Linked DNA regions of Mus musculus: region 1 is linked to region 2. Evidence: chromatin loops called from intact Hi-C (ENCODE). Cell type or tissue: gastrocnemius. All regions are shown on one strand. Links, peaks and the distances in the headings refer to the core of each region. The heading gives the core; the rest is flanking DNA.

The links. Peaks named below come from ENCODE experiments on the same cell type or tissue, not always from the same donor. Only the 100,000 strongest peaks of a DNase experiment are listed, where the experiment ranks them.
Region 1: a loop joins it to region 2, with 3 times the contacts of the local background. A loop is called at or near these places in 2 of 42 quality-filtered maps.

The regions. Positions count from the first base shown.
Region 1 is chr3:66,114,830-66,127,538 of GRCm38, forward strand. It overlaps Veph1 (ventricular zone expressed PH domain-containing 1), which reads right to left. Exons shown (of 14, transcript NM_145820.3): 10 at 11,000-11,139; 11 at 6,758-6,892. Among named protein-coding and RNA genes, the nearest start is that of Ptx3, 99 kb to the right of the region's middle. In gastrocnemius, for the core only: a CTCF peak has its summit at 6,117 (motif pointing right); no DNase peak of the experiment used is centred there.
Region 2 is chr3:66,229,670-66,242,378 of GRCm38, forward strand. The region is part of intron 4 of Veph1 (ventricular zone expressed PH domain-containing 1); the gene reads right to left. Among named protein-coding and RNA genes, the nearest start is that of Ptx3, 16 kb to the left of the region's middle. In gastrocnemius, for the core only: a CTCF peak has its summit at 6,996; a DNase peak (open chromatin) is centred at 7,002.

The DNA of each region.
Region 1 (12,709 bases), core at 2,415-10,414, 120 kb before region 2:
GTTTTGCTATGATAATGATTTTCTATTTATGCTAACGACATATCTTTTCAGTAATTCAGGCCTTCCAGTAATGTCTTTGTCAATATATGAAAACGTTTGCTCATTAAATAGTTCATATCTATTGAATGTGGGTTGGAAGTTAAGTGTACCCCATAGACTCATGTGTCTGAACACTTAGTCCTTAGTAGAAGGTGCTGTTTGGGAAGGTTATCAAACCTTTAGGAGGTAGTGCCTTGGTGAAGGAAGTGAGTCACTGCACATGGGCCTTATGGTTTTAAATCTCAGCCCCACATCTGATTTGCTGTCTGTATACTGATTGAATCTGCAGTGTACCAGCTGGTCACCTGCTCAGGCCACTGTGTCTCCCCTGAGGTGATGGAATGTATCCCTTTAAACTGCAAGCCAGAGCAAAACTTCCTCCTTTCCATTGTTTCTTTTCAGGTATTTTGGCCCAGAAATAAGAAAAGTAAGAAACATAGTATCATTGAAAATGATTATGCCTATGTTCCTTATAGATTAATTGTTGTCATTAAATGTATCTTCTTACTGAATTTTTATGCCTAGGTTATTCTTGATCTTAAATCAGATAACTTTATGATCCTTATATTAAGTTCTAAAAATTAAATTGTCTTGCATTTTTCTGTACACATGGTCTGTTTGTTCAGAAATTTTCTCTGTGAATCATCACCTTTCTTCTCTCTCTCTCTCTTCCTTCCTTCCTTCCTCTCTCTCTCTCTTTCTTTTTCTTTCTTTCTTAGATATTTTCTTTATTTACATTTCAAATGTTCTCCCCTTTCCTGGTTTCCCCTCCGAAAACCCCCTATCCCATCTCCCGTTCCCCTGCTCACCAACCCACCACTCCTGCTTCCCTGCCCTGGCATTCCCCTACACCGGAGTATTAAGCCTTCACAGGACCAAGGGTCTCTCCTCCCATTGATGTTCAACAATGTCATCCTCTGCTACATATGCAGCTGGAGCCATTGGTCACTCCAACTCTTTGGTTGGTGCACCCCTGTTTTTCTATAGCTTCTTTTGTGTTAATCCCTACAGCTCTTTCTTGGTTGCCTTGTCTTCCTATTAGAAAGAAACCTCAGTAGAAGGATAAATGCTGAGAATGATAATAGCTATATTGAGGTTTCAAAAGCCCACATCATTCTCTCTCTCTCTCTCTCTCTCTCTCTCTCTCTCTCTCTCTCTCTCTCTCTCTCTCTCTCTCTCTCTCCTACTTGTGGATAAGGATATAAGTTCTCAGCTGCTGCTCCAGTGTGATGTCTGCCTGCCTGCTTGATGCCATGCACTTTACCATGATGGCCAGGGACTTTAACTCTCTGGAACTTTAAGCCCTCATAAACTCTTTCTTCTACAAGTTGCATTGGTTATGGTCTAGAGTAACTAAGACACAGACAGTAACATTTGATACAAATGTGTGATTAATAAAAGCTTGAATCTTATTCAAATTTTAATGCCATGAATATCTAGAGATAATATTTTTTCATTTGAGCTAGTGAACATATGCATTATACAAATAATACTAACTTTCATAGTTTTGCAACTTTATAATACTATATAACGATGTAACACTTTAACTCTGTGAGATTGGTTTGAATTTACAAGTGATAAATGCATTGAATTTTATGTCAAAATTGATGGAAATAAGGAGAGTGCTCTCTGACAATGATAATCTCTTAAATTACAAAACTATAAGAGATAGAGATTATCCTTGAAAATTCATCTTTGTATCTCCACTCTGAATCTTGGCAGATTTGAATTGTGTTGTATGGGGGAGAGTGACAGAGATGGGAATGGGGCTGGGGCTGGGGCTGGGGCTGGAGAAGGGGAAAGGGATAGGGACAGGGATAGAGATGGGGATAGACTGAGGAGAGGATGACAGGAGGAGTGAGGGAGTGAGGGAGAGAGGTTGGAAGAGAGGTTGGGAGAGAGAGAGAGAGAGAGAGAGAGAGAGAGAGAGAGAGAGAGAGAGAGAGAGAGACTGGGACATAGAAACAAAGCCCCAATGAAGGGCAAAGGCAGGTTTTGAACCTGATCATACTATTCAGGTATGTGCAGGAAGGAAGGTAAGCTATGCTGCTCTAACCAATAGGAAACTTCGGTTTTCAACAGAACAAAAGGCTGGGTGTTTCTCATGCAGCATAAGTGATGGGATTAGCTATCTTTGAGAGCTGGACTCTTCCATGTGGGAGCTCATAATTCCAGGCTCTTTCCACCTTCTATCAACCCAGTATCAGCAATTGCTTTACTCACCATGGTAGAAGACAAAAACGAAGATATGCAACATTAACTTTTAAAGTCTAAAACAGGAGCAGAAATGTCTCAAAGCTGAGCCTTGTGTCAAGATGCTGGGGAATTTGATGCTGTCCCTGCCCAGATGAGAGAAGAGCCAGGTGCATTGGTGGCAGCCGGAAGTCACCATGGTGTGCTGTCTAGCCCCAGTTCTGACACTGACTTTCAACAGGCCCCCTTGCCTCCGTTTTTAACGAATGAATATGACAGTATTTGTTTACTCAATGGATGCCTATTGTCTGGGCCAAATACTGTATGACCATAGAAATAAAATGGTAAATTTGAGGAAAACTCTATCTTTAGATATTTGCTGTAGTCTCAGGCTCCTGGTAAGGATAATGTGTACTTTATCATACACGGTCTTAATTTAATGAACCTTAGTGACAGATTTCAGCTCTAAAATTCCAAGTTTCTATCTTAAAATACTACAGTCACATTTTAGGTTCTCAAGTATTTGCTTAATGTGTCTTCTCTGGGGAACGGGCTTCTCATGAGAGCCTAAATTCTCTAGATTGAAGTTAAAGGTCAGAAGCAGAGAGACAAATGTTATCATTTCCATATCACTGTGTGTGTGTGTGTGTGTGTGTGTGTGTGTGCATGTCTATACATGTGAGTACTGTGTGCATGTGATATATGTGTAAATAAAGAAGTTACTGAACAAGTCTCAGCTATTTTGAATTTAATATGGAGAAATCTTCATAAAAGATGATAGCAAGCAAATATGATTGAAAAATTTTGGAACAGACTTCTTTGCCACACTGTGGACATTCCAGATACTCTTCTATTCTCATGAATAAACCAAATTACGAAACTTAGAACATTTTCAAAAATTGGCTTTACAGTTAGCTACCTTTCCCCTAGAGGAATATTTATTGGCATGAAGTAGGAATATGAATTACAGTAATAACAACACAACTGGTTGCCAAGTTATTTATTTAATCTCTTAGATCTCGGAGTTGGTGCCAAGTTTTAATTTTCTCCTTGTCTCCAGCTGAAATAGCTAATGATTAAAAATTTTTATAAGATTTTTATGCATTGTCTTTAAGCATAATGTAACAGTTGAAAAATTGAGTAAAATATGCAAAGAATTCCATTCACTTCCTGTGGATGTGATTGCGGGATTTCCTTTTTGTTTCAATATCAAGTGTCAAATTCTTAAACCAAAGTCAAAGTCTGATGAAACGGAAGTTAAGTATTTCTCTGTTGTCAATAGACTCATGAATAAGAATTCTGAAGAGTTACATATCTCATCCTGTTCTTATTCTTCACCTAAGAGGCATTTTCACAATGTAACAGGCTTTGATCAACTTACCACTTGCTTGTACTTCCTTATTGTGCACATAAGTTGTGTGCGTGTGTGCACATGTTTGTGCACACATAAGCAAAGGACAGAGGAGGACATTGATGCCTTCCTTTCTTGGTTTTTGTCTCATTCCCCTGTGACAGGTTCCCTCATTCAACCAAAACCTCACTGTTTCCACTAGGCTGGGCTGGCCTGCAAGTTCTTAGGAGCTGTTTCCTGCCCCACCCAGGTCGCAGTGCTGGAGTTACAGGCACTTGTAGCCACGTCTTTTAAAAGGGGCTTGGGATTTGAACTTAGGCCTACTTGCAGATCAAGAGCCCTAACCCAACAAGACATCTAAACCCTTGCCTGTACTTTGAGTTTACTTAATATTGACATGCTTATTTTCCTTTCTCAAAAGCAAAACAGGTGGAGGGAGAGAAGAATAAATGTTGGTCAGGTGGTACCAAGTTAGAGCTACACAAGAGGAGACACAGGGCTCTGTTGTGCAGTTCAGTGACTATAAATAGTGACAATGTATATATACTTCAAAGAGCTATAGTAAGAAGGTTTAAATTTTTTTCACAAAGAAATGCTAAATGTTTGAGATTGAGTTATTTACCTGATTTGAATATTATACAAGATATATATGTATTTAAACATCCCATAATATTCCACAAAGGGTACAATTTTTATGAGAAAAATCAGTTAAACGGGGTCAGAGACTATGATCAAATGTGTCAGAACCTCTGGATTTCCTACTTGGCATACAGATATGGCTTATTTCAGAAAGCTGGCAATGGTCAGAGAAGCTTTCTGTGGCCCTCTGTATTTGCTACCTGCATTGTGTCTTGCATGGTCCAGTCTACTCCAAAATCCATTATCTACAGCCACACTTTTCTTTGTGAGGACCACACTAAAATTTTAGCTTCCAAAATACACAAACATGGATTCTTCCTATTCAGTTTCCTGTAGCAACAAAATGCCCGAGCTTGAGACATTTGCAGAATTTTGTTTCTTATAGTCCCATAAGCCAGCATATCTAAGACAAGGCACTGGAGACTGTGTTATGTGGTAAGAGCTTGGTCTCTGCTTCCAATACACACGGGACCCTGCCTCCTCTGTCCATGGCAGAAGGCAGAGAAGAATTTTGTAAAAACATATAGAATATCAATAAGTGACATAAATATTACTTATTTACATACAGTACCCATCACCTCTACAGAGCCCTTGATGGCATTTGTAAGGGTTTTGCCCCATGACTTAATTCTTTTTTTTTTCCATTTTTTATTAGGTATTTAGCTCATTTACATTTCCAATGCTATACCAAAAGTCCCCCATATCCACCCACCCCCACTCCCCTGCCCACCCACTCCCCCTTTTTGGCCCTGGTGTTCCCCTGTACTGGGGCATATAAAGTTTGCAAGTCCAATGGGCCTCTCTTTCCAGTGATGGCCGACTAGGCCATCTTTTGATATATATGCAGCTAGAGTCAAGAGCTCCGGGGTACTGGTTAGTTCATAATGTTGTTTCACCTGTAGGGTTGCAGATCCCTTTAGCTCCTTGGCTACTTTCTCTAGCTCCTCCATTGGGAGCCCTATGATCCATCCATTAGCTGACTGTGAGCATCCACTTCTGTGTTTGCTAGGCCCCGGCATAGTCTCACAAGAGACAGCTACATCTGGGTCCTTTCAATAAAATCTTGCTAGTGTATGCAATGGTGTCAGCGTTTGGATGCTGATTATGGGGTGGATCCCTGGATATGGCAGTCTCTACATGGTCCATCCTTTCATCTCAGCTCCAAACTTTGTCTCTGTAACTCCTTCCATGGGTGTTTTGTTCCCAAATCTAAGGAGGGGCATAGTGTCCACACTTCAGTCTATGTCCCACTCCTTCATTCTATCATATAGCACATTAAATAGGGTCAATGACATTCGGAAATTTGAAAAGCATCATACTACCTTCAAACACGGCCCCATCATTAACCCCAAGGTAGTCCAGCCTTTCAAGGCTGGTTTCTGTCTTTGGTCAGGTTTTCAGTAATCGTTCCCTGGTCCACACAGCCCACGGTTTTTCTCACAGGAAACTTTGAGCTCGCCAGAGTCCCTGTACCATACTTTCCCTGTATCAAGGAGCCTGGTCTATTTTACCCTTTGACCTTTTTCTGCTGCAGCTGCCTGCTGAGGTGGTCTCGGGCTACCATGGGTGGTGGGGGTTGTCAGGTAAGGGGCGGGATGCTACTGCTTCTTGGGCCTCAGATTATATTTTTCTGCCCCTATAGAGCCTTGTCACCCTAACTATACTTCTCTGCCACTCAACTCATCTTCACTTTCTTGCTTAGTGGTGACTGCTGAAGACAGAAAGATGGACTGTGAAGGAAAGAAGGGAAAAGCATCAAAGGACCCAGAACCAGGCTTCCTGCTGCTCTTTTAAAACTCTTGAGTTTTCTCTAAAACAAAACATTACTTATTTGTTTAATGTGCATGTTAGTGCCTGTATATAGGTATGCCTGTGTACCATTCTTGAGCCTGATGCCCATAGAGGCCAGAAGAGGGCATCAGATCCTCTAGGAGTGGAGTTAGAATTATGAGCTGCCATATGGGTGCTGGGAGTTAACCCGAGTCCTCTGGAAGAGCAGCTAGTGTTCTTTACCTCTGTGGCATCTCTCCAGCCCCTGTGTGAGATGTATTGACTCCATTATCATGCTTGTGGCATTATGTAGTCTGAGAGAACTATATTTCATCAGTTTGTGTGCCTAAAGGATAGTTGCCTTGTTTACCAATGCCACTGTATGTTGACTTCAGTATGGTACCACAGATAAGTTATCTACTACTACTACTGCTACTACTGCTGCTGCTGCTGCTACCACCACCACCACCACCACCACCACCACCACCATCACCACCACTACTACTACTGTTGACACAAGATTGTACCATGTTTCCCAGCTTAGCTTTGAACTTGGAATCCTTCTGCTCTAGCTTCCTGAGGCTAGGATTACAGGTATGCACAGAAGATGAAATTCCAAATGTAATTAATTAGTAAGTATTTTCTGATAATATGTGAAGGGAGAAAAAGAAAGGACACTTGAACTGTTAAGACAAAATGCAAATCACTTAAAAGCAATATTAAATCTTGGTTTAACATAATATGTGTGAGAAGAAAAGCATTTACCTTCTGCTGTGGAAAGGTGGACTCTGTCATGGCGACTTCAAAGCTGTGCGCTCCCGTGTCCTGCGTTTTCTCCCATAGGGCTTTGAGGAACTGCACAGACCCACTCTGAATGGACAGGGGCTCAGGAAACAGGCTCTGAATGGGCATATGGATGGAGATACCGCATTACCTCTCGGCCCAGTGATACAATCTAATGAATCCCAAGATACTACATGGGCCTGCTTTGAACATTCACATGATGTAACTTCAAGTGATACAACAGAAATCTATACTAAAGAACAAATATATGATTAGCTCACACTTCTGAGTTTCTAAGAGAAATTTTAAAGTAATAAAAGTTTATATTCTTGCCTATATAAACATACAGTCTTTTTTAAAAAATATTTTTTATTAGGCATTTTCTTCATTTACATTTCCAATGCTATCCCAAAAGTCCCCCATACCCTCCCCCCCACTCCCCTACTCACCCTCTCCCACTTTTTGGCCCTGGCGTTCCCATGTACTGGGGCATATAAAGTTCCCAATAACATTACTTAGTTGGAAAGGGGTAAATATAGATATTCATATTTACTTTTTCAAGGATCTGAGAATGAAGGCATACAATGAAGATCAGGGTTCAAAAGATTCTATTTATATACAGAGTGAATTATGAAAAATAGAGCTCAAACAAAGAGTTTATTCTCTAGTTATGTAATGTGAACATTCTGAGTGAGTATGAGACAGCATTCTTCATCCTAAAATGTGAAATGTGTGACTATTCTTACAGCTTTAACTTCTTTTCATTGTCAGTGAGAGATTACATTTAGATAGAATTCATCACAGCCAATGAGAGCCAGCTTTTTAATGGGCATGCTAAGCTTGCTTACATATTTACTAATCTGTGATGTGACTGGTAACTCCTGATATGTTAGAATGTCCCATGTACAGATATGAGAAGCCAAATCAATTTAAAAGAAGAATTTTCTAAAAACATATAGAATATCAATGAGTGACATAAATATCATTTATTTACATACAATATCATACATGCTATTCTTTATTATGAAGTAAGATATAATAGTGAGATTGGCTTATAAATCATTTTTTCATGACAATGACTGAGGCTTTCTAGACAGTCTGTATGCACAGGCTTCTACTTAGTGAGTGCAAAATACTAATTATTTTTCTAGGAAAATCTTATGATTGTCATAAAATGAGTGAGTGGCCACTTGTGCTAATTGGGAAAAGTAGAGAATCATGAACCTCAAGTTAGTGACTGACAGATTTTAAAAGTTCATGAGACAGTGACAGTTGTCGTTAAATTTGTGCACATACTCTTGAATTTTCTAATTATTATCAGAGTCATTCAGTACATGACACTTTGTTTCAAGAAGAGCAGGAGTTGATTTAATGAATCATTAATCCAAAAAGGAACAGTTCTCTGAGTCTGTGAAGTCCATGTGGGAAGCTGACGTGGCAGTGAGTGTTGGCCAAGCACACAAGGCCAGTGATAGGTTTGTAATTATCAAATAAGTGAAAGTTTGTTATGGCTTTGTTCCCAAGCCAGGATGTATCCAGACTGCATAATATCATAGATGTGGACAAAGAGGGACAAAGCATTACAGTAAGATAAACTAAAAGAAAACTTTACAAAGAGACACTTCCTGGTGATTTTCATTAAAAAGGAGGGAAAAGAATCACACAGATTGAAAGAGTGAAAAAAACAAAACAAAACAAAACAAAACAAAACAAAACAAAACAAAACAAAAAAAACCAAAACGTTTTCTTGGTGTGCTTTCAGAAAGTCAAGAACAAAGCCAAAGATGGAGTCAAATAAAAAAAATCTCTTGAAAAGAATGAGTGGAAAATGATTATTATTATTCTAAGGAAAAAAGAATGTTATTTTTATGTTTATATGCAATTTGGCTCACACCAAAGTCTGAGCTGTTCCTTGCAAGATGTTATTAAGTGTTCTTAAGAAAGCATACTGCTGTAAAAATCGGCAGATTCTACAGCCTTTCTTAATTACTGTAGTTATATTTTATGATTATGAAGCAGTCAGCACTACATTTCATTGTTTCCCCCAATAAGCCCAACTTCATAAAAAAATAGAGTACTCAGCTGTTGACTTTAAAATTCTATTTAATTGGGATTTTTCTTTGCTTAGATATTTTGTTTGAAAATTTCATGTAAGCATATGAAGTGTTCTGATCAAGTACACTCTCCCTCCCCCCTCTGTGCTTCCTCTTTCATTCTCCCACTGCGATTCCTTCCCAGTTTCATGTGTTCTTCCTTCACTTTTCAAGCCTAGTGACTCTGCTACGTGCTACCAGTATATACACAGGTATTTCACTATCTTTTAGAGCAGGGGTAGCTTCTCAGGAGCTGCATCCTAGAGAAGCCAACTGACCCTCTTGAGTCATTCATCAGTTTCCAGCAGCTTTTCAGTTAGGGTTGGGGCTTCATGACCGTCTCCATCCTCTGTTCTCTGATTTTGTCTTGGTATTCTACCCTCCCTTCCATGATGATTCTTGTCTTGGGAGGGAGTATGATATAAATGTTGCATTTAGGGCTGAGCATCCCAGGCTTCTATGCTTTATGTGTTGATCAATTATGGATCTCTGTGTTGTTAGTTGCCATGTACTGAAGAAAGAAACTTCTTTGGTAAGGGTTGGCAGATACTATTCTATTGGTACAACAATAAATCATTGAGAGTTAGTTTAATGCTATGTCCATTTAGCAGAAAAATAGTACTGTGGTCTAGCTATCCGTAGGTTCTTGGCTCTGTTAAAGATGCAGGCATGAACTCCATCTTGTGAAATATTCCTTAAATCTAATCAAAAAATGTTTGGATACTTCTATATGTGTGCCACTATTACATCAGTGTGCATCTTTCCAGGCCAGTAACTGAAGCTTGCAGAAATTACAGCTGTATAAAGTGGATAATTGCATTTCCCTGGTAGCATGTATACTGTCTTTCAGTACTATAAAAACTAATCAGTAGGGATGAAGCTTCCAACCTGGTATCAGCTTGATTCCTTTATATTCTTTGATTCAAGTATATGGTGTCTTCAGCAACAGAGCCTAGCAATAGAGCTCTAGAGGGTAAACATAAGCAATGACGATAGCCCATAGTGTTTAGAGGTCTTTGAGAACTCACTGGTCAACAGTTTGAAAAGAGGAAACCTTTATTGGGCACTGGGTTCTTTGTTCGATAGCCTATGATGTCTACTAAAGGCACTGTCTACCCGTAATTTTAAGTATTTTATTAAATTAAAAATGTTATGTTATTATGTGTATATGTGTGTTTATGGGCATGTGCATGCTATGCTATACAGGTGTGCATGTCAGAGACTAGTTGCAGGAGTTGGTCTTCTCCTTCCATGCAGATCCAATGAATTAAACTCAGGTCACCAGAGCCATCCCACTGTCCCTGGTGACTTTTGTAGGTGCTATTACAGAGATTATTTTATTAACCAAAGCAATTTTATGATCCTATTACTTGGCCTATTTTTCAAGCCTATTACAACACTCACACCCTGCATTTTCCACTTCTGCCCACCCTTCTCTTACCTACAAATATTTCCCAGTTTGTTTTCAAAACACAGGCAACAGCAAAAAGATTACTGTATTGGAGATCTGATAATATGAGTTCTGCCCTACAGTTTCCTTAGTCAATGAAAATGGAGTTTAAGATCTCTTCTAATATTGACATTTTATAATCTATATTTGTATTTTAAGTGCAAATTTAATGCTTTTAATAAGTATTTTTAAATAAAAATCTCTTTTCATGTTGACAGTTTGCCATAAAATTCCCCATCATTAAGTTGAAAGTTTTCCTTTGTGTGGTTTTTTTCATGTACATATATTCACTAGACAAAAGTGGATTTCAGACTTTTAGCAATGTCAAAAATGATATGTTCACACTGAAGTTAATTGAATTTTAGAATAAGATAGATAAAGGCAAACTCTACAGATGGTAGGTATCCTCCCACATAAGCTGCCTTTACTAATGTTTAACACAAAGTAGTTTCTCTTTTCTTTCCTTGTTTCTTTCTTTTTTGTTTTGCTTTTTTACTTCAGTGCTGGGAATTGAACCTAGCACTCCCAAGATGCAGGTAAATGCTTTACTGTGGTGCTCAACCCTTCTCCCTCGCCCATAATACCACTTTTGGCTAAAGGATTAGTAATTCAACAAAAGTGATCATAACCTCACACCATAGCCACTCATCCAGGAGCCCGATGAGCATGAATTATACACACCTGTTGGGAGAGAAACATGACCTGGATCCACGGCTGGGGTGCTTGGCTGACAAGGATGAAGCTGGACTTGCTGTATAGGCAGTAATGGCCCTTTAAAGAACAGGTAAAGAACAGCTTTGCCACGCAACTTCTCATAGTATCTAGAAACAACACAGCGTTGAACGTGAGTTCTACTTCATGATCCAACACACAAGATAATGGTTATGCAAAACACATATCAGTTCCTTTAGGACCCATTTTTGATTTTCTCAAGAAATGAGCTAATGACTCCAAACAACTCTGTATTTGGGAGTGGATGCATTTCATGGAAGGTATGTATTTTAAAGATATGTAAATGTAAATATGTTTAAATGACTATTGTTTAGACAGGTTTTATTATTTCAACTTTTATCTTGTCTTAAGTAACATGCAGTGATGAAAAGATCAAGCAACTCCTAGAGAAACAAGACACCCAGTTGATACACAGGTCTTGTAAATAAACATGGATTAGATTTACCGTACTCTCATGGGGACTCTGTTTTATACCGGAACCAGAGGGTCTCAGATCACTTAAGATGATCGAAGCTCTAGAAGAGGAGCGCCTTACCCAGGAGCACCTTACCCAGGAGCATGCGCACTGGCTGCAAAAACAAGTCTGCTCTGGGCTCTTTCTGTTAATACTCCAGCAACTCGGTCTACTTCATTAGTCTCAGTTTTTCAGAGCCTATCAAGATTGGAAGTTTTTTCTATATTATTAAATTTTAGTTGTTGCTTTTTTCCTTTGTAATTTATCCCTGATGCATTATGGAATATTAAATAGTGGGCATGGAATAATTGAATGAAATGAAATGAAATGAAATGAAATGAATGAATGAATGAATGATTAATTAATATTGGACTCTAGGCTGAGAGTAGCTTAGAGGCCATGATGCTGTTATTAAGAAGCTTATATTCAAATGAGAGATACATTTGTAAACAATGGTCACAACTTGTTTTAAGTTCTTGAAAAAGTAGAATAGAGCTATGGTTGTTGAGAAAAATGAGTAAGGCATCCCAACTAGACCAAGGAAGGAGGGAAGTGCAAACCTCATAGAGCTTACTACAGCTTGCACCACAACTGGAAGACAAGGAGGGGATGGCATACTTGGGATATTGGGTACCATTCTCGTCCTAATGGAAGAAACCTGTGCACTGGCATGGAATACCTCTGCTCATGGAGAATAGCCTTCCACAGCACAGGGAGTCTACGCTGAGAGGGAGCTACAGTCCATACTGTGAGGGAGCTACAATTGTGCTATTGTTGCATGTGAGTGTTTATTGGTAATAAAAAAAGAAAGAAAATAAAATTGCTAACATTTTGAAGATTTGAATAAAAAAGCATGTTCTGATAGCTTGCCAGCTCTACCATTGTATGTTAATTTTACTGCCACAGAATGGGAACAGGTCTCCTCTCAGAGAAGTGGTTAATGGTACTCAAACCAGTTATGTGGTGTTGGATAACTTTCACCCCAATATTTTAGTATCTCCTTTTGTTATTTGGAGAATAGTAACATTATCTCATAGCATAGGACAAAGCATTTATTAGAGTACCTAGCTAGTAATCCTGCCTTACTTATTCTTTTGTGTCACTGTGGCCATAATGACTTAGAGAACAACATAAAAGAGAAAAGATTTACTTCAGCTTGCAGGCACTCTGTGTTAAAAGAAAGACTTTCAAATTTGTTTCCACTG
Region 2 (12,709 bases), core at 3,170-11,169:
TCTTGTTGATTTTCTCAAAGAACCAACTCCTCGTTTGGTTAATTCTTTGAATAGTTCTTCTTGTTTCCACTTGGTTGATTTCACCCCTGAGTTTGATTATTTCCTGCCGTCTACTCCTCTTGGGTGAATTTGCTTCCTTTTTTTCTAGAGCTTTTAGATGTGTTGTCAAGCTGCTAGTATGTGCTCTCTCCCGTTTTTTCTTGAAGGCACTCATAGCTATGAGTTTCCCTCTTAGAAATGCTTTCATTGTGTCCCAAAGGTTTGGGTACGTTGTGGCTTCATTTTCATTAAACTCTAAAAAGTCTTTAATTTCTTTCTTTATTCCTTCCTTGACCAAGGTATCATTGAGAAGAGTGTTGTTCAGTTTCCATGTGAATGTTGGCTTTCTGTTATTTATTTTGTTATTGAAGATCAGCCTTAGTGCATGGTGATCTGATAGGATACATGGGACAATTTCAATATTTTTGAATCTGTTGAGGCCTGATTTGTGACCTATTATGTGGTCAATTTTGGAGAAGGTACCATGAGGTGCTGAGAAGAAGGTATATCCTTTTGTTTTAGGGTAAAATGTTCTGTAGATATCTGTCAGATCCATTTGTTTCATCACTTCTGTTAGTTTCAGTGTGTCCCTGTTTAGTTTCTGTTTCCATGATCTGTCCATTGGTGAAAGTGGTGTGTTGAAGTCTCCCACTATTATTGTGTGAGGTGCAATGTGTGCTTTGAGCTTTACTAAAGTTTCTTTAGTGAATGTGGCTGCTCTTGTATTTGGAGCATAGATATTCAGAATTGAGAGTTCCTCTTGGAGGATTTTACCTTTGATGAGAATGAAGTGTCCCTCCTTGTCTTTTTTGATGACTTTGGGTTGGAAGTCAATCTTATCAGATATTAGGATGGCTACTCCTGCTTGTTTCTTCATACCATTTGCTTGGAAAATTGTTTTCCAGCCTTTCATTCTGAGGTAGTGTCTATCTTTTTCTCTGAGATGGGTTTCCTGTAAGCAGCAAAATGTTGGGTCTTGTTTGTGTAGCCAGTTTGTTAGTCTATGTCTTTTTATTGGCGAGTTGAGACCATTGATGTTAAGAGATATTAAGGAAAAGTAATTGTTGCTTCCTGTTATTTTAGTTGTTAAAGGTGGCATTCTGTTCTTGTGGCTGTCTTCTTTTAGGTTTGTTGAGGGATTACCTTCTTGTTTTTTCTAGGGCGTTGTTCCCGTTCTTGTATTGGTTTTTTTCTGTTATTATCCTTTGAAGGGCTGGATTCGTGGAGAGATAATGCGTGAATTTGGTTTTGTCGTGGAATACTTTGGTTTCTCCCTCTATGATAATTGAGAGTTTGGCTGGGTATAGTAGCCTGGGCTGCAGTTTGTGTTCTCTTAGTGTCTGTATAACATCTGTCCAGGCTCTTCTGGCTTTCATAGTCTCTGGTGAAAAATCTGGTGTAATTCTGATAGGCTTGCCTTTATATGTTACTTGACCTTTTTCCCTTACTGCTTTTAGTATTCTATCTTTATTTAGTGCATTTGATGTTCTGATTATTATGTGTCGGGAGGAATTTCTTTTCTGGTCCAGTCTATTTGGAGTTCTGTAGGCTTCTTGTATGTTCATATGCATCTCATTCTTTAGATTTGGGAAGTTTTCTTCAATAATTTTGTTGAAGATGTTTGCTGGACCTTTGAGTTGAAAATCTTCATTCTCATCCACTCCTATTATCCGTACGTTTGGTCTTCTTATTGTGTCCTGGATTTCCTGGATATTTTGAGTTAGGATCTTTTTGCATTTTCCATTTTCTTTGATTGTTGTGCCGATGTTCTCTATGGAATCTTCTGCACCTGAGATTCTCTCTTCCATCTCTTGTATTCTGTTGCTGATGCTCAAATCTATGGTTCCAGATTTCTTTCCTAGGGTTTCTATCTCTAGTGTTGCCTCGCTTTGAGTTTTCTTTATTGTGTCTACTTCCCTTTTTAGGTCTAGTATGGTTTTGTTCATTTCCATCACCTGTTTGTATGTTTTTTCCTCTTTTTCTGTAAGGACTTCTACCTGTTTGATTGTGTTTTCCTGTTTTTCTTTAAGGACTTGTAACTCTTTAGCAGTGTTCTCCTGTATTTCTTTAAGTGATTTATTAAAGTCCTTCTTGATGTCCTCTACCATCATCATGAGATATGCTTTTAAATCTAGGTCTAGGTTCTCAGGTGTGTTGGGGTTCCCTGGACTGGGCGAAGTGGGTGTGCTGGGTTCTGGTGATGGTGAGTGGTCTTGGTTCCTGTTAGTAAGATTCCTCCGTTTACCTTTCGCCATCTGGTAATCTCTGGAGTTAGTAGTTATAGTTGACTCTGTTTAGATATTGTTCTTCTGGTGATTCTGTTACCGTCTATCAGCAGACCTGGGAGACAGATTCTCTCCTCTGAGTTTCAGTGCTCAGAGCACTCTCTGCTGGCAAGCTCTCTTACAGGGAAGGTGCGCAGATATCTTGTATTTGGACCTTCTCCTGGCCGAAGAAGAAGGCCCAAAACAGGACCTTTCTCAGACACTGTGTTGCTTTGGCAGTTCCCAGGTGGTACAGACTCTCACCTAAGCAGACTAAATTCCTAAGTTCCTTGGAGTCCCGGGACCAAGATGGCGACCGCTGCTGCTGTGGCTTAGGCCGCCTCCCCTGCCGGGTGGGCACCTGTCCTCCGGTCCGGAAGGTGGCCGGCTGTCCTCGGCCCACACAGGGTGCTGCCTCAGCGCCTCTGTGCTTCTGCCTGTTCCAGAAGCTGTCAGGTTCTCTGGCGCACCCTCTCACCTGTTCAGACTAATTTCCTAAGTTCGGCGGGTCTCGGACCAAGATGGCGACCGCTGCTGCTGTGGCTTAGGCCGCCTCCCCAGCCGGACGGGCACCTGTCCTCCGGTCCGGACGGTGGCTGGCTGTCCCCGGCCCACAAAGGGTGCTGCCTCAGCGCCTCTGTGCTTCCGCCTGTTCCAGAAGCTGTCAGGTTCTCTGGCGCACCCTCTCACCTGTTCAGACTAATTCCCTAAGTTCGGCGGGTCCCGGACCAAGATGGCGACCGCTGCTGCTGTGGCTTAGGCCGCCTCCCCAGCCGGGCGGGCACCTGTCCTCCGGTCCGGACGGTGGCCGGCTGTCCCCGGCCCACACAGGGTGCTGCCTCAGCGCCTCTGTGCTTCTGCCTGTTCCAGAAGCTGTCAGGTTCTCTGGCGCACCCTCTCACCTGTTCAGACTAATTTCCTAAGTTCGGCGGGTCTCGGACCAAGATGGCGACCGCTGCTGCTGTGGCTTAGGCCGCCTCCCCAGCCGGACGGGCACCTGTCCTCCGGTCCGGACGGTGGCTGGCTGTCCCCGGCCCACACAGGGTGCTGCCTCAGCGCCTCTGTGCTTCTGCCTGTTCCAGAAGCTGTCAGGTTCTCTGGCGCACCCTCTCACCTGTTCAGACTAATTTCCTAAGTTCGGCGGGTCTCGGACCAAGATGGCGACTGCTGCTGCTGTGGCTTAGGCCGCCTCCCCAGCCGGGTGGGCACCTGTCCTCCGGTCCGGAAGGTGGCCGGCTGTCCCCGGCCCACAAAGGGTGCTGCCTCAGCGCCTCTGTGCTTCCGCCTGTTCCAGAAGCTGTCAGGTTCTCTGGCGCACCCTCTCACCTGTTCAGACTAATTCCCTAAGTTCGGCGGGTCCCGGACCAAGATCGTTTTATGTAAATTAAGATCTTGTGCACTCATAGATCTTCTAGGGTATGTGTGATCAGTTGGATATGCATGGTAGGACTGTCAGAGGGCTAAGAATCTGGACAAGAAGCAAGGCCTATCCATCTTCTTCTTAGTAATGGAGAGGCCAGAGAACCCTGCACATTCAGGAGTTTGGGTAAAATCCCCACCAATCTCGTCTTGAGGATTCTATGCAAAGAATCCCAGAAGCCTGTGAAGTTGCTATAGAAGTGCGGTAGAATCACAGTGAGCATGTATCCTCCTAAATAGATAGCCAAAGAACCATGGGAACTTCCTACTCATGAGGTAGGCCCATGGGTAAATCTGTAACTGTCCAGCTGAGGTTCCTAGACATTTGCTTTGATCTACTCAGTAAGCGAAAGGAACATGGATCTAGTGTCTTCCAGAAATAAAGCACCGCAGATCTACTATGTTTGGAGGATGTTCACAGAATGTGTACAGCTTCATCCTACTTTTGAAATCTACAAAGTCAGGCCTATGAGTCTGTAACGAAATTACTTAGTTACGAGCTGATACATAGCCCAGTCTTCCACGCTTAGGAATTATACAACTCAACATTTCTGATGCATTGGCCCCATGCTAAGTTCTTATGTAGCTCTTCTCTACGTTGATTGGATTCTCATCTGGAAGAAATACTAGACCCAGCCTTAGAGAGTTAGGTATGCTTTCGCTCTCTTTACATCTGCCTACACGAAATAGAGCTGTTTGAATACCTCAGAAGACACGAGACAAGATTAGTACAAATGCATATGCTGACAATATTCACTGTACATTGTACTGGCAACTCTAATATGTATGATTAGTACAGTGACATTTTGTGTACACAAGCTAAGCACAGCTGATGATTTCCTAGTTTGCTATAGTAAATTTGGCCTTGAAGTATTAATTATCCTATAGTTAGAGTATTTGACTAGTAACTATCTATCATGGGTTGGCATTGATAGAGACCAAATTAACTGATTGAGGGCAATGAAGAAACAAATAGAAGAAAATAAAGTCATCATTGGGTTATAAATACAGATATTTCATGAGCTACTGCAGTAAGTCTGGATGGATAGATAGCCTCCTAGGTCTTGTGATTCTTCCTTATCTCAATTGTTCCTCTTTTCTGATGTGAGAGAGTTCTAGTGTTAGTGGTACACACAGTCATTAAGAAGACATCAATGTTTTTCAGTGTTACTTTGCCAAGCTCTGCTCACTGATGAACTATTGTGGTCTATGTGATTTCTCTGCCTTTCTATTCTGTGTGTGTTTTGAATGCAATAACAATGGCTGGAAGTTCAGCTGTCATATTACAGCATGAGATTTAAAGCAATCACAGTAGCAGCCTAGGTGTCTGGTGACCATGAAACCACACTGGCTTCCTTTCTCCTTCACTTCTTTGAGATGAGAGAAAAATACAACTCTAAGTTTTAAAATCCATTATTGTCAGTTGCAATCTCAAGTTATTAGAAAGGAAAAAAACCCTTAAAAACAGACAAAGCATTTTACTTTTTTCAAAACATCCAGTGTGCATATGAAAAAACATATTTTACAAATTCCCAGGAAGCTAACTGAAAACCTAACAGTACTTAAGGAGTTTTAGAATGTACTGGTATCACCAAGAAGACATAGGCAATGTGTGGAGCTGAGACAAATTATCCCTTGGTTTAGCCCCATGGCACATAGTTTTATTCTCCATGATGCCATTGAGAGCATTATCACATGATGGCTAAGTAGAATAATGGTACAACATAAATCCTGTCATTAGGATGAAAATGTATGCATTATTAACATATAATACTGTCTATAAGGTTAATATCTATTGGTATAATGTAGGGTGACTAAGTTTCCTGATTTTTCTGGGCCTGTTCTGGCCTTATTAAAACTACCATGTCCCTGGGCAAACTAGGACAGCTGGTCACTCTAGTGTGTATTTATGTATGATTAGTAGGGAGACATTAGTGTACATGAACAAAGCACAGTTGATGTTTTCCTTGCCTATTACAGTCGCAATTGGCCTTTAAGTATTAATTACTTTATATTTAGAACATTTAATTATTAGGTGTCTATCATGGGATGTCAGAGCTTAATTTTATAGTTTGGTGCTTAATTGAGTTCACAGTAGTGGCAATTAGATTGACAAATAATAAGATCTTATGATTTTTTATTTATTTTATTCTCTAATCATATATTAGGAAGCTCTATTTTTTTTGAAAAATATTCCAGGACATAATATATTTCTGAAATTGTCCTTTAGCCAGTTAAGAGGCAGCATGGCTAAGCGTAAAAGCCTTAAACAAAAGCAATAGTGTATATTGACTTGTATTATTCTCGGGTTCTATGACTATGAAGGCACTAGGTTACTGATCCTTGTGGCTCCATCAAGCTGAAGAGCAGAAGAAAGTTGCAGGCCCTCAGGGCAGAAATCCAGTGTTTAAACTCTGGCACCACCAAGTACTGGCTTACCAATGAGCAGGTACGCTCAACTAATCGCAAGTAATCCTCACGCGTCTTAAATTATCTAACAAAACAAAACCCCTCCTCAAACACAGATGTTTAGAGTTGATATTGTACATAAAAGTATTTTCTGGTTCATCCAATCACTTTTGAAATAAGACATTTCTTAAAATATTTTATCACATCCTTCTCATGTGCTAAAACATCGATAAGCAAGGGAACAAAAAAGATCACAAAGGGATGAGTCGATGAGCCTGAGGATTGTTGTGTTGTAAGATCAGCAGGCTTTGCTGACAGGAGCCTGATATAGCTGTCTCCTGTGAGGCTCTGCCAATGCCTGGCAAATACAGAAGTGGATGCTCACAGTCATCCATTGCACAGAGCTCAAGGTCCCCAATGAAGGAGCTAGAGAAAGTACCCAGGGAGCTGAAGGGGACTGAAGCCCCATAGGAGGAACATCAATATGAACTAATCAGTACTCCCAGAGCTCCTTGGAACTATACCACCAATTAAAGAAAACACATGGTGGAACTTGTGGCTCTAGCTATATATATAGCAGAGAATGGCTTTGCCGGTCATCATTGGGAGGAGAGGCCCTTGGCCCTGTGTAGGCTTGATGCCCCAGTATAGGGGAATGCCAGGACCAGGAATGGGAGTGGGTGGGTTGGGGAGCAGGGGGAGGGGGGAAGGGATAGGGGCTCTTTGGAGGGGAAACTAGGAAAGGAGATTACATTTGAAATGTAAATAAAGAAAATATCTAATAAAAATTAAAAAAAGATCAGCAGGCTTTTAAGAAGAGACAGGCTGGCAGGTTTTCTTTACCTCACAGCATCATCTGCTGGTGAGTCTATGAAGGTGCAGAGTGACAGGCATCAGCTCCGAGCAAGCCAGCCACTTGGCCACTCGGAAGTCCTTTTCTCTCCATTTCTGGAACCACGATTGGAAAGACTTCTTACCATGTTATATTAAATCTTTTACTCCTCATGCATCCTCAGGCAGGATATTTGTAATAGGATTTCAATTCAAAGAATGAAACTTTACTCTTTCCATAGTAAAAATCAGTAATGTAAAATTAGTAGTGCTTCCTTACTCTGTCAAAAAGAAAGCTACAAAGAATAGTAATAACAAAGAAGCACAGAATAGCTTCCCTTACATTTAAACTTCGACTAGAAGAGTTGTGTGTGATGACTTGGGTCACTAGGATAAAAATGTATGTGTGACATAGAATAGTATCTCTATGGTTCCTGTTACTGCCTGTGTGAAGAAGGGATTGCAGTGTTCCCCTGTGTGTGAGGTAGTAAAACTTGGAACTTTTTAGAAGCAATAATCACCTCATAGATTTTACATATGTGTGTGTGTTTGTGTATACACACGTTGTGTGCAGTGCACCTATGTGCGTGTCTAGAGGCTAGAGAAGGGCATCAGGTGTTTTCTTTGGTCACTCTCTGTCTTTTTTCCCTTTGGTGAGGTGTCATCTCTGTGTGACTCTGAAGCTTACATTTATTAATTTATCCTGCTAGGCTTGCATCCACCAAGCCTCGAAGATTCTCCCTCCTGTCCCTGCTTCACACACTCCTGGTGTGTGAAAGAAGACGGTCGGCTTGTTATATGAGTTCTGGGATGTAAAATCAGGTCTTGTGGCTCCCAGGCTACACAGCAAGCACTCTTAACCACTGAGCCATCTCTCCAGCACCTGCTGCGGATGCTGTGCATCTCTCTGGGGATTATGAAATTCAGTGAATGGATAAGGTTCTGCCTGCAGTATTTTAATATGAAATTAGCACACTGCAGATACTCAATTAGAAGTGGGACTGATGGTACTGGTGACAGGAAGAAACACAGTTATCAGCGGGCTGAATATGGTGCAGAGTGTAGGTATTTTGTCTAGTTAAGCGTCATCGGCCGTGTGCGGTAAGTAAAATTACTGCCATGACATGTGATGAGTCAGCTTTCTCCGTTGTTTTTTGGTTTTGTTTTCAGACAGCTCACAATTTAATAGTTTGAATTTTGTTTCACATAGAGAAAGAAATGAGGTAGATTTATCATAATTAACTGGACAGTCTTTTCCAGCTCATTGCCAGCAAGTCAGAAAAGAATGTGTACTCTTGCTGGGACAACAGTGTATTTTCTCAAAGATTTTCTACTTAAATTTCAAATCATTTAAGGTCATCTTGTGGCTTGTGCAAGAGGACCGTATAAAAATTCTGTGGACGGAGAAGTGCGTTTCCGTCCTGACCTCTGATTCAGAGAGGCAGAGGCAAGGACAGTGTTGCATGCAGGTTTAATATCAGGGACAGGCACAGTGTCACATAGTTACAAGTCAATTATTTGCAAAGATTCACAAATAACCAGGTGAAGTTGAAGACTCTCTCATTTTGTAGGCCTTTTATGATATTGTCAGCTTCATGGGAGAAAGATATGGCAACTCACACTACACTGAGCCCAGGGTGCATTTCTGTTCCCTGATACAAGCAGCATGATCCATCGTCACACGGCAAAGAATGAGTCTGGAGAATTACTCAGGAGCATGGGCAACCTCTCTGACATTACATGATATAAAATTAAACATGGAGCAACTTGGGCAGAAAATAAATTCACCACCCAGTGACACCCTTGGTTTAGTTTTTAATCCAAGGGCCTTGTGTTAAGTGTTTCTCTTTCATTATTATAATTTTAATCTAGGTTTAATTTTGTAGATATCCTTTGTTAGAATAAGGGTGTTACTAACTACTAATTAGACACTAGAAAAAGCTAGAGTTTCACATTTTGAATTTAGGTCTTTATTTTGTCTGAAGTTAATATCTGTATGTCTTGATGTGGACAGTTATTTTGCACCATTTACTGAGTAGTATGGTCTTCTCCATTGAGAAGATTTCCCACCACATACTGGATTTCCACATTGCTTGGTTTGTGCTCGCTCTCTCTAACACAACATGATCTTTCTCTTTTCTCGGCACTACTAATGCTGCAGTCATTGCTCTGACGCCACAGTCAAGTTCTCCTTTGTTAGAGTTCCTTGAGCTCTCTGACTCACTTTATCTGACTCTTAAATTTTAAAAATCAGTTTGTCACATTTCATCAGAGGTTCCATCAGTATTTTATTAAAATTTCACTAAATTCACTGAAAAAAATTTATCTTTGCTACACTGTCTTCCCATTCATGAAGATGGTATAGCACCCCACACCTTTGTACTTTATTTGACTACTTCAAAATGATTTGTAACTTTATCATTAAGTTATTTATATAGTTTTCTAGGTGTTGTATATAAATCATTATATATAATATTTTTCATTCCTGTATGATTGTGTATGAGTATTATAATTTAATTTGAGGTCTAGGCTAGGCTCTCCAGTGCCATAATAAATAGAAATGAAACAGTAACATCTTCGTCTCTTTCTTGGATTTAAAGGCAGGCTTCTACTCACTCGCTATCAAATGTCCTCTTAATCAGGTAAGGAAGTTCTCAACATTTTCTAGTTTGATTTGTAATCCTATAAGACATGTTTACCCACATCATAATCCTCCTCCTGCTCAGGTGTTTACTGTTGGGTAATTCAAATAGGAAACTATTTTGTATTCCTGGGACAAATCCAACTGGGTCATTATGCACTTTATAAAATGGGTTAGCAACAGTTCCTCAGCCACAGAATACTTGGAGGAACAGTATGAGTCAATAGGAAAGCTCTAGTCGGCACTCAGGAAATGTTACATAGTTTCCTCCAAGCCTTGCTAGAGTGTTTTCCTTATGTGTTTATTCCTGCTGTGAACATCTATGCCCGTGACTAAGATGAATGTCTGTTTTCCTTTCTGATAATGCCCCATGTCTGGTGTTGGTTTGTGGATATACCAGACTTGCAGAATTAGATGGAACATATACTTCCTTATCAATTATCTGGAAAATTAAGATAAGATTCTAATCATCTACTCATTGTATTATTTGTTAACACTTTCCAACAGAGCTGTCAAGACAGAGTTTTTCCTGGTGGCAGAATTAAAGACATTAGTGTAACTGACTTGCTGCTATTCAATTTTGCTCGTCCTTAGCATCCAATCATTCAACACTCTCCACCTTTAATTCTTCTTCCAAAAAGAGGATCTTTTTACAGTTCTTCTTCTTCTTATGAAAATTCATTAGATATGAAAATAAGAAAAAAGTTGCAAAGCTTGGCTTGGGATTATTCAAACATTTTCCTTTAGGGGTAAATATACAATCCCATTTCATATGATTTCTCATAATTGAATTATAAATATAGGAGGAGGAATTTGATTTGCAAAATAATATAATTTTGAAAAACAGAATCAATGAACTGTTATGAGCCAAGTCTAAATAAGGGTAGACAGCACCAGCAACCAAGGCCTTGGACCTCATATGCTCAACCATTGAGTTGGAGTTTTAAAGACAATAGTGGCATTGTCCAAGAAATTTATAATTGATAAGAACTTTGGAATAACTGCGGACACATTGAAATGCAAGTCTTGGCCTGGAAAAGCATTGAGCTGAATCCCATGGGAGAGAAAACAGTAAGTTAAACTGTAAGTACTATGTAAAGCTTAAAAGATCAATTTAAAACCAAAGAAATTACTGAATATATAAAATAACTTTTTTTTTTAAGAAAACTTTTGGAGACAGTAGCCGAAGATGAGATCAGTAGAAATTAAAGACTCAATTGTGTGGCTAGCTGGCTCAAAGGTTGCATTAAGCTTCTAAACAGGGAGGGACATTCATCAAGTTCTCATGGAGACAGACCTTACATATTATGATCAGCCATGAACTACACACTGCATAGTGTGCTGACAAGAAAACCAGAATTCAGTCCACAGGGAAGGGACCAGAGTGCATCTTGCAAAGTGACTCAGAATTAGGTAATCTTTGGCTGAGTCACAGTGAGCTAACAGAGAACCTGCTTGTTATGACTGGAGAAGGAAACAGCTGTGAGAAATGATACTCCATCTTTGAAAGCTCATCACACCAAAGAGGCTCAAGAGGAAGGCTTTGGCTAAAAGCAAAAGGCCACAAGAAGAAAACATCTATGTCATGATATGAACCAAATATTCCAGCAATATGTGGGTTTGCCCAAGAACACTCCAGCTCTCCTGGCACTAAAGGTACACAAATATATGCAGGCTGTTGTGATTGTTACCATCAGCATCTTAGCTAATATTTATCTAACTAAGCTGTTAGATAAATGCCATTGTCTGAATATCTCAGTTTATACATAAAAATGCAAGCACAACCAATATGCAGGGGAGCTGGGACTGCATAGTAGAGGTGGCTCTGGGGTGAAGTGTCAGGGTTCTAGTCAGCTGCTCATGTACAAAATGACAAAGTGGAGATTGGTGGCTTCCACGTAATCCCTGTTCATTCACACAGCTGCCTGCACATCCTCTGAGACCCACTACATCCTAACTCCACACTCATGTGGTTCTGCTGCAGCCCACGGCCATTTCCTTTCTTTTCTGATCTCAACAGACAACTAATATACACTATTTGCCTGCAAACAGGATGCATCAGTTCCGAACCAGGTTGCCAGAGTTGGCCTGGAAACAAAAAATGTGATTGGATACAGACTTTGTGTAATTGGTTTTCATAATGATGTGAACTGGATGGCGTGAAGGCCCATGCTTCAGGACATAAAATAAAGCATAATAAAGCATAATAAAGCATAATAAAGCGATACACCAGAAAGGTGCAGAGCTGCAACTTTTGGGACCACCACTGAGGCCTGAGGCAGGTCAACGGGAAATCTGATCTACTCATGGACTTCCAGTCACGGGCCAACAAAGAGTTGCACCTCTTCTTTCTCTCTACACTCCCCACCCCATCGTCTTCCTTTTAATTTCTCTCTTCTTCCTCCTCTTTTTCATCCTCACCATCCTCCTTTTTTTCCTTCATCCTCCTCTTCTTCCCCTTTATGTTTCTCCCCACTTCCTTTTCCTTTTCTTTTCTCCTCCCTTCTTTGTCTTCTTCCATCTCCTCTTTTCCTCCTCCTCTTCCTGTCTCCTTCTCCCTCCTTTTCTTTATCCTCTCCATCATGTCACATATATCAAGGTCTTCTGTTACTTAAGGTGTTACTGTCCAGTACAATGGGATAATAGGATTTCTGCTTTGCAGGTCTCACAAGTAACCCTGATCTAGTTAGCACAAATGGATTGATACAATGTTTGTCATGACCGTTGTCTGATTTTATTGCTTTAATGTTATTGTAAGTATTGTCATGGAACAGATGACTACAAACCTTTTCATGAGAGTAGAAGTCCTTGAGAATGAAGAAGAGGATACCACAGATCAAAGAAGACAGTCTAACGGTGAGAAGAAACTACAGGTAGTGAAGAAAGACACACCAAGGAGCTCATTGAAGCTGCTCACGGGGAGTATCATCTAAAGACTTGGAGAGCAAAGAACTCATTTCTCAAAATCTCTTCTGCTCTACAACTCACATGATCTGTGGGAGAGGTTTTATAGTCCTGCCAGTCCTCAAAGTCAAAACCCTGGACTGTGAAGGCCCAGTCATGCACAGGTCAAGTTACCATTGATTTTATGGCCATTTTCATAATG